Linked DNA regions of Homo sapiens: region 1 is linked to region 2. A link is a contact called in ENCODE Hi-C or POLR2A ChIA-PET data. All regions are on one chromosome and are shown on one strand. Each heading gives the region's core, a stretch centred on a gene start or an enhancer-like site at or near the end of the contact. The rest is flanking DNA. Distances are from core to core; before and after follow the strand shown.

Region 1 (4,256 bases), core at 495-2,994, 46 kb after region 2:
AAGTAACTTGTCTTTATCACACATGTGAGTTCAAATGTAGGAGGGCAGGACTGATTGTTCACCATTTCTTCTGAGCATTGTATAGGTAGAAACAACATAAAGCTATAGCTCATGAAAAAAATATTTTGCTAGAACTGCGAGACACTGAAATTGATTACTGAGGAAGATTCAGAATCTGACTGTACATATTTTGAGAGAATAGTTGGGCTTAACCTCCATTATATTTTCCCTTTGTCCTTGATCCATTAAACCTGCAGTATGATGTGGCATATATTTTTTAACCTGAATTCTCATAAACAGTGGGGTTGCCAATTTATGAGCAGTTATAGTTCTCCCTCTAATGTGTGTCTCAGATATTCGAAACTAAACAAGACTTTCTAAACTTGCACTTTTGTATAAATTATCAGCCCTCCATAAAAATCCATATAATGGGTCCAGGTTCAGATATCTCAGTGGCTTCTGTCATCAAACTCTTCCCATTCAGCAGCTGACTATGAGCATCCTAACTGGATCCTTTCTGTCAGCGCCACCCACAACCCCATTGTTGTATACATGTTGGTGAGTAGAGAGACTCACTCTGCCTGCCCCATTCTGCGGCCTGTGTCTTTAACAATCGACTGTGTTTCTGTCATTGCCCTTAGGAGAACAACCTTTAGTCTGACTAGGCACCACTTCCCAGACGTTCCCTCTGTTGGCCTCTGTTCCCTACTTAGATGCTGGGCTAAAGTTCATTTAGGCTTTTTTTTTGCCATGGCTCTTTTCAAACCCCTTTTTAGCTCTTTTCAGGGCTCTCTAAATCTCTGGATCTACATTGAAACACTGTAAGGAGCTCCAAATAAAATCCCAGGAGTATTCCAAAGGGAACAGGTTCTTGTACAAAGCTCCATGTTTCCTCACGTTTCTTCAGTGTCTTTGATAAACCTCCATTTGGTTCCCTTTTTCCTGACTCTCCCTCTGATGACTTCCCCCTGAACCCCTTTTTAATCCTTGTTTTGTGTCAATATCCCTTCACTGGCCAACAAGGTCATTTAAAAGTTTGAGGGAGTGCTATGTCTCCCCTGAGGTGCTCCCCACAGGTAATCATGGGAGAAGTGTGGCCTGTTTTCTGAATCACTGCGACATGACTATCATTCCAACACTGTCACAGTTACTATCACATGCAAAGGTCAGGCGCTCAGCCATCACCTTGGGCTCAGCTTAAGGAAGCTCATGTTTAAGTAAAACATTCCCATCATCTTAGGAAAAGACAGATTTAAATAACCGTTTTCCCTAATACATTTTCTTTCAAGCATTTTCCTAAAAGCAAATATTGTCTTTTTTTTTTGAGACAAGAGTCTCACTCTGTCGCCCAGGCTGGAGTTCAGTGGCGCAATCTCGGCTCACTGCAAGCTCCGCCTCCCAGGTTCACGCCATTCTCCTGCCTCAGCCTCCCGAGTAGCTGGGACTACAGGCGCCCACCACCACGCCCGGCTAATTTTTTGTATTTTTAGTAGAGACCGGGTTTCACCGTGTTAGCCAGGATGGTCTTGATCTCCTGACCTCGTGATCCACCCACCTCGGCCTCCCAAAGTGCTGGGATTACAGGAGTGAGCCACCGCACCTGGCCTATATTATAAGTCTTAGACAAAGATTTAAGAGCTCAAATTGCTTTCTTTAAAGAACATTTCTTAGTTCCATTTATGGTTAGGGCTGATATTCTGCTGACATTGTTAATTCCATTTGGTGCTAATAGTTCAGTAACATGCTAGTGGCAAATGACATAATGCTTAAACTATGTCTATAATCTGAGAGGCAGAGATGATAAAAGTTGAGTTTTCTGTGTGTAAACAGTAAGTTACTCATGGGTGATACGGTTCATGTTTACCTAAGTAGAAAGTCTAGGAATGTAAGGTCTCCCAGCATATATGTAACCAGTATTTTAGTAATAAAGAGAAGCAAGATTAAAGCCCAAATTTTTAATTTCCTTTATAGTCGTAGACTGGACTTTATAAAATTACTATCTTAAAACTCACCTGGATTGTTCGTATAAAGGCCACTGTTACCCGTTCTTCAAATTCATTCAGGGGAGTATAAAGGTTTAAAATTTTGACAATCTGTTGGGGATAAAAACGGAATTTAGCACAGAGCTAAATGAACATGAGACAACTTTTGAACTTTAAAGAATATGTGACATTGGTACAAGAGTATGATCCTCTTTAGACAAGGCCCACAACACAGATGGAGCTGGACTGACATTTACACTTGGAGCCTGCATCCAGGAAACTAGAGCCCACAGCTTTGTCAGGTGGATCTGAGCCCTCTCACCGAACTCATGTCTCCTGTAAACCCACCTGCCCCTCCCCACTATGCTCATTGGTATACACAATGAGGAGTTTAGAATGCAGTTGCCTGAAATCCTCAGCCTCATATCTACTAGTAATTTAAAGGTTTCTTCTGAAGAGTACTGGAGATCTTACCTTAGATGAGAAAGGTCTTGTTTAATACCTAACTACCCCCTGTCCCCCAACATTGTTTACAAATGAGTATTTGAACAGGAGATACTCTTTTGTCTGCCTACCACTGGTTTGGTGGAAGTAGACTGCCCAAATGCAATGCCAGCTGCATCTAGAAGGAAACTTACTTTAAGTGAAATGTATTTAAAGAGAAGAAAAATGTTTGAAGACTTTCTGGAAATGTTTACAGAAGGAAGCAGTTTTTTAAAGAGTTAGATATTTAATATTTTAATAGTAAGCAGAGGAGGTAAGGAAAGGTGTTCACTTTGCTATATTAAGATGTGTTTTTCTGTACTGAGTTTGGATTTTGTTATTTATCTTTCAGGGACTGGCAATGTGTCGGCAACTGAATCATGGTTATACATTTTTTAGGGAAAAGGAAAGTAACACTTAAATGCCCCTAAGTTCTTAATGACTTCATTTAAAACAATATAAATGAGTGTGAGTGAAAATATGACCATATTGCAATTAGTTTTAAAGAAAAGGTTTTTCTTACAGTTATATTTGTAAAGAAAGCAAATACCTGATGCTGCCAATTTCTGAAAATTTGTGGATTTCTATGTAAGAAACATTCCAGAATTCATTATATTTAAAGAAGTTTTTACCTAAACTTAACGTTTTGTGAGTTTGCTACCTTATCTTTTTAAGTGAGTAAGAGGGATAGAGAGTTACTAGAAAACAGTATCTGTGGCATCTTGTTTCACAGACCAAATGGTTTTTGGTTCATCTAGGAATATCCCATCAGCTGCACTTCAAAATTGTCTCATTAGGGGTATATAAAGGGTGGGAGTGCAACACTAACAAATAACCACCAACGAGAACAGACTTGGAATGGACTCAGGGCTTCCTTGGAATACCATGTTGACAGAGGTGCAAAGTGACTGTACCTGCTGGGTGCTGAGGGAGGTACACAGGGAGCAGATAGCCTCTGCGTCCTCCTGGGTTTTCTTCTTTAATTGCAGGAGCTGGGCTGCTTGGATCAGAGGTTCCATGGTCTGAACTGCTCCACTCTGGTGAAGGTTTCTTCCCCGAAGCCACTCCTCAAGCTGACTTATATTGTACCTTAGCCATAGGTAGAAAGCAAGCTATGTTAAGCCGGTCCTCCTAATTCACTGAGAAGGGGACACCTGTTGTGTTTTGCAGGCCCGCTGCAGCTAGTGCCATTATTTATCTCACACGGTTAAAAAGCATGGCAAGTGCCTTGCACTCAGGAACTATTTGTTGAATAAAGAATGAATAAATGAATGAGTGGGTACTTAAAATCAAGCAAAGATGAAATACCTGAAGTGTCTACATAAGTTAACAGGGAAAAACAGGCATTAAATATACTGAATTGTAAGTATTTATATTTAACATTCACAAATGTATTTATACTTCTATGTGAGCCTTCATGCCTCTTAACTCATTGAGTTTTCTCTCTGACCTATCTGCTTTGTATTCAGTCTTTAACTTAGAGTATGTCAACATCTTTAAGCTTTGAACTAATTTGTTTACCAAGTCAACCATCTCAGTGTTCGACGGATTTCACCAACAGGTAAAAAGGTGATGGATTTGAGTCACAGACTGATGGAGACAAGGACTGTCAATTAGATTTGGATTTCATTTTTAGAAACAGCAGTCTTGTGTTCTGATTCTAGCTGCAGTCAGTGAGGGCCCACTCTATCTGTGTTGTTGGGGGGTGCTCCTCCCTTACCTGAGTTGCATGCCTGTGCTCCAAGAGCAGACGTCCTTCCGCAAGAGCAGGTTGTTAAGAGTCACTGCGTT
Region 2 (4,481 bases), core at 1,103-3,602:
TAGTTTAATAGTTTTAAATGTGAGGTCTAAAGTGAGAAATTTAGTGGTACCTATTTGCTGACACAAATATAATAAATTAAACAGCCTCTTTGAGGCTCTGAACTGTGATCTGCTAAAAGTGGAAGAGATTTAAAGATAAACCATTTGTCTGAAATCATGGTTTCCTGTGTGAGAGATTATCATAGAGGAAATCACACCTGTGCCTACCCCTTCGCTATCAAGTTAAATAGATTTCCTTTGTTCTATTAGTTATTTCCCAATGCCAGGCATCACATGCTTAATCACCTAAAATTTTCAAATAAATATTCCAAAAGTGTGGAATGTATATAACCATCTTTAAATGTTTCTCCACCTCTTCTTTTAATTATGCTTAAGACACTTTAGTTCTAATACTAACATTTAAAAAGAAATCACTCAATAAATTTAAGTTCCAGTGTCAAAAATTATGATAGGTGCATCCCAAATCAAGCTACAACTATCGTATAAAAGCCAAAGATACATTTAAGGGAGGGGGCTCTATCTGGCGAGAAGGGCAAGAAACTTGTAGATTTGGCACTAAATATTGCTTTTCTATTATGTCAATTATTTTACATATATTTTTTCACTTTAATATTCAACAGGCATGTTAATAGTCTAAAATGTAACAGTTTTATAAAGTAGTAAGAAATTCCCAGGAATTTATACTTGAGTAAGAGAAATCAGGCAGTTTGAATATTCAAATATAAATAAAGCATGTTAACCAGGTGGGGAAAAGTATCAACACAAGGCATCTAATGAAGGTACTATTTATTTAGATGTACATCATTTGGAAAGGCTAACTACAATGAAATTCAAAGAGCAATGAGACCAAATTAAAGTCATTTATGCTATAAAAGTACATGGTTTATTCATGTTGTTAAAAAAAAAAAAAAAAAAAAAAACACTTACCTCTACCAAATCCATGTCCTTAAGACTCAGTCCTGCTTTCTTCAGTGCCCCACTGATAGCAGGGACAGGACCTATATAATAATAAAAATCTTCTATAAAAATATAGAAATAAATGTCATCTTATATTTACGTATCAAGCTTCTCCTTCTTTCCAAGTAAGGAAGAAATAATGCGGCAGTTATTAGTAGCCACAAATCTTACTACCTTGACCGTACCTATTAAATGAAGTGACCATAAAGAGGCAGAAAAAGGGCCCAGGCATGGTGGCTCATGCCTGTAATCTCAGTACTTTGGGAGGCTGAAGTGGGAGGATCACTTTAGCCTCCTGGGCAACACAGCAAGACCCCATCTCTAAAAAAGAAAAAAAATAATAATAAAAATAAAATGGAACCAAGGTGAAAAGTTGTTTATACATTCAAACTGCAGATAAGAGAATTACATGAAAAGTTCTACCATAAACGGCTTTAAGATTGAAAACAGCCAAAGGAGTCCATATATGGGATTTTAGTTATGTTAATAGATTATAATTGATATCAAAGAGCAAGGCAGACTGAGTGCTCTACTTGGGATCCAAGCCATATGCATTCACAGCACAGAAGTTACTGTGGCTACACTCTGAATTTTCAGGCCCATTTGGATAAAAGACAAGAAATAGCAGTATCTCCACATGGGCACAGAGAGATGGGAAACTACGAGGCACTTCAGGGAAGGTTTTATGAAGTAAGGTGATGTTTACAACTCCAAGGGTAGGCAGGAAATTTAAATAAAACATAACTCCTAATTTAAGAAATGCAACTCCATCTAATAAGACTTCTGAAATAAACTTTAGCTCCCAGATTTCTGATGATGTAATGAGAGTTTAATATTGCTCATAATTTAAATCCATATTTTTTCTCAAAAGGTAAAAAATTTGGGTAGAGAAGATTATCTACTTCTCGACTTGTTCTTAAAGAATGAAACTGCCAAAAATGTCTACAAAGAAAAATATGTAGTATGTTCTGCTGAATTCAAGTAGTCAAATATTCTGCATCAAGTTTCACAAGCATTTTACCTTATAAAATGGAAAATCAGTCTTTACAAGAAAGGCATAATGAAACCTAAATATAATATTTATTTTGTCACGTAGTTAAAATACTCTTTGGACAACAAACCACGTGCTTATTGATTAGGACTATCCAGTTAATGCACTTCAATTTAAAATGCCAGTTTCATGTGGCTACTGATTTACTACAGCTACTGATTTACTACAGGATCTGATTCCAGATTCTCTTTGTATGTCTAAAGCATGAAATCATGAAAATGAGATGGGTAGTCAGTAGTAAAGCATCAGTTATCCAGCCTGGTGAGGGGATGAAGTAGCCAACAGTGGTGACAGACACATAAAAGGTGGACAATGTTCAGACCACTGTACACACTTCCTTGTCTGCATAAACAACACAGCAAGCATGACTCGTACTTTCACTTTAACTCAGAATCCACCGTAACAATATGCTAGGCCATAACTCGATTTTTAAAGGACTCTTCCCAGACCACTGTTATTTACTGGGACTTCAGGAAGGTTTAGTATTCTTGTTAGGAAAAGGAGACCTTATTTCTAGTCCTGGTTCCTGTCACTAATAGCTGTGCGACTTTGTGCATCTCTCTGGGCAACAAGCTACTCATCAATAGCACTCTGAATGGGTTTTCCACCTTTTTCTCTTTAAGCATCAGAATTCTTTTTGCATATGATGCCAAGTAATAGATAATGCCAGACTGCTCCAGCTGAAGAGGCTCAAAGTTCCACCCACCAACCTCTACCATTGCCACCCCTGAGGAGTTCCAGGGAGTGCTGTCTTTCTATAGCTGTGTATTTCCTCAGAACCAGTACTATTCTTTTCAAGTCATGGCTTTCCCCGTTTTTTTTTGGTCTGCAGCTATTCTGCAGGGCTAAGGATTGCTAGTCATTAGGTAATCATGGAACTGAGAACCACTATTCTTGTAAGTTAGATTAACAAACCAGTTCCCACTAGATACTTAATAACTTATTCTCCCCACTTATTCATCTGGGATGCTTCAACGAGTTACTTTGTTTAATCCCATCACTATATACAAGTGACAGCCAAACTTCTAGATGAAGGGGGCAGCTGATACTGTGGGACATCTGGAATGTACAGCTCTGTTCAAGCCCCGAGGAAAAATGACAATCCTACCACAGGAGCATTCTTTGTACTTTAGGGCAAATATTCAGGCCCAGGAACAGAAGGAAGGAAAACAACGCTTTCTTGGTTCACTGGCTATGCTAATCTACCAGAACCTATTAAATAAAGTTAAACTGAAAAAGGAGTATAAAATAGCCAACCCATGTCACATACATTTGTTTGATCATCAAAAGCATCTAGGTGTATGCAGGAAAAAAACCAACTCTGCTCTTGGGCTGGGCATGGTGGCTCACGCCTGTAATCCTAGCACTTTGGGAGGCTGAGGTGGGCGGATCACCTGAGGTCAGTAGTTTGAGATCAGCCTGGCCAACGTGGAAAAACCCTGTCTCTGCTAAAAATACAAAAATTAGCCAGGCGTGGGGGCGGGCACCTGTAATCCCAGCTACTGGGAAGAATGAGGTTGCAGTGAGCTGAGATCACGCCACTGCACTCCAGCCTGGGTGACAAAGCGAGACTCTGTGTCAAAAACAAAAAACAAAACCAACTCTGCTCTTGGGCTCCACTCTGGACTTACTGAAACAAAATCTAAGGGTGTGGGGGTTATGAGTGGATTCTGACAATCATCTGAGGTTGGGAACCACTACCCTAGATATCAAAATAATAAATGCCATAACAACATACGGATGTTTAATTTTTCCACCACCTTCCATTTCTAAGACAAAAGTTATCTTTTGCCAATAGTGGATAGCCAAAAGCTAATAAGCTTAAGATTGACTTTTCATATGTGTCAAAATATCTTGCAGTTCTTGCTGACATAAATTTGAGACACATAGTGAAAGATGACAAAATATGAACATGCCAGCTTTTTTTCTTAGGAACTCTATACAGAGATATGTCTTCTCTGAGGGACATGGCAGCAAATATGGTTGAGTATTAATCCCAAGTCAGTGTAAGTGGTATTGTTTGAGTAGAACCTGTAGGCTTACACTGAAGGATCTCTGAGATGGCAGGTCAGTAACAGGTTATCCTCCTCCTCCTCTCTTGGAACCCACCTCAGAAAACAATTTAGTTATTCAAAAAAGGGCTAAACAATCTGAAATCTATACCCTAGGGCAGGCTTTTCCTTACAGTGGGAGGTTATATGTAGGTGGGATATATCAAAGTTACTGAGCACCAAATTTTATTTTTCTAAGTAAGGCACCTAATTGGTTCCCTGTTCCCCCAGAGAATGACAGGAACTATTAAAATTCAGCATCGTGTGTGGTTCCTAGGAGTGCATCCAGCAAAAAGCTCTTTGTTCTACTTCTAAATCAAATATTTTAAGCCAAGACTATACATGTTTATGGACTTCCAAATTTTTTCCATCTAGCATTTTACCAATCTAATTATAAGTCTTTATTTTGCTAATACTCACCT

Evidence for each region. A loop is a pair of places that touch in the nucleus more often than their neighbours do. ChIA-PET counts read pairs that join two places held with the same protein, here RNA polymerase II (POLR2A). Pooled maps may share reads with other maps.
Region 1: a map of chondrocyte shows a loop between it and region 2 (5-fold over the local background). The contact joins two enhancer-like sites. A Hi-C loop is called at or near these places in 5 of 168 maps with a recorded cell type or tissue (CD4-positive, alpha-beta T cell, CD4-positive, alpha-beta memory T cell, CD8-positive, alpha-beta T cell and 2 more) and 9 of 50 pooled maps. POLR2A ChIA-PET finds 5 or more read pairs at or near these places in 4 of 52 experiments (GM12878, Panc1, activated CD4-positive, alpha-beta T cell and 1 more).

Annotation. Positions count from the first base shown.
Region 1 is chr18:49,833,332-49,837,587 of GRCh38, forward strand. It overlaps MYO5B (myosin VB), which reads right to left. Exons shown (of 40, transcript NM_001080467.3): 37 at 4,186-4,256; 38 at 3,380-3,554; 39 at 2,013-2,093. All of the region lies in intron 1 of SNHG22 (small nucleolar RNA host gene 22), which reads left to right. Among named protein-coding and RNA genes, the nearest start is that of SNHG22, 21 kb to the left of the region's middle. Within about 2 kb of position 1,745, at least 3 of the 41 ENCODE cell types and tissues checked have a DNase peak (open chromatin) inside an H3K27ac peak, as active enhancers do.
Region 2 is chr18:49,786,364-49,790,844 of GRCh38, forward strand. It overlaps ACAA2 (acetyl-CoA acyltransferase 2), which reads right to left. Exons shown (of 10, transcript NM_006111.3): 8 at 928-998. Among named protein-coding and RNA genes, the nearest start is that of ACAA2, 25 kb to the right of the region's middle. Within about 2 kb of position 2,353, at least 4 of the 41 ENCODE cell types and tissues checked have a DNase peak (open chromatin) inside an H3K27ac peak, as active enhancers do.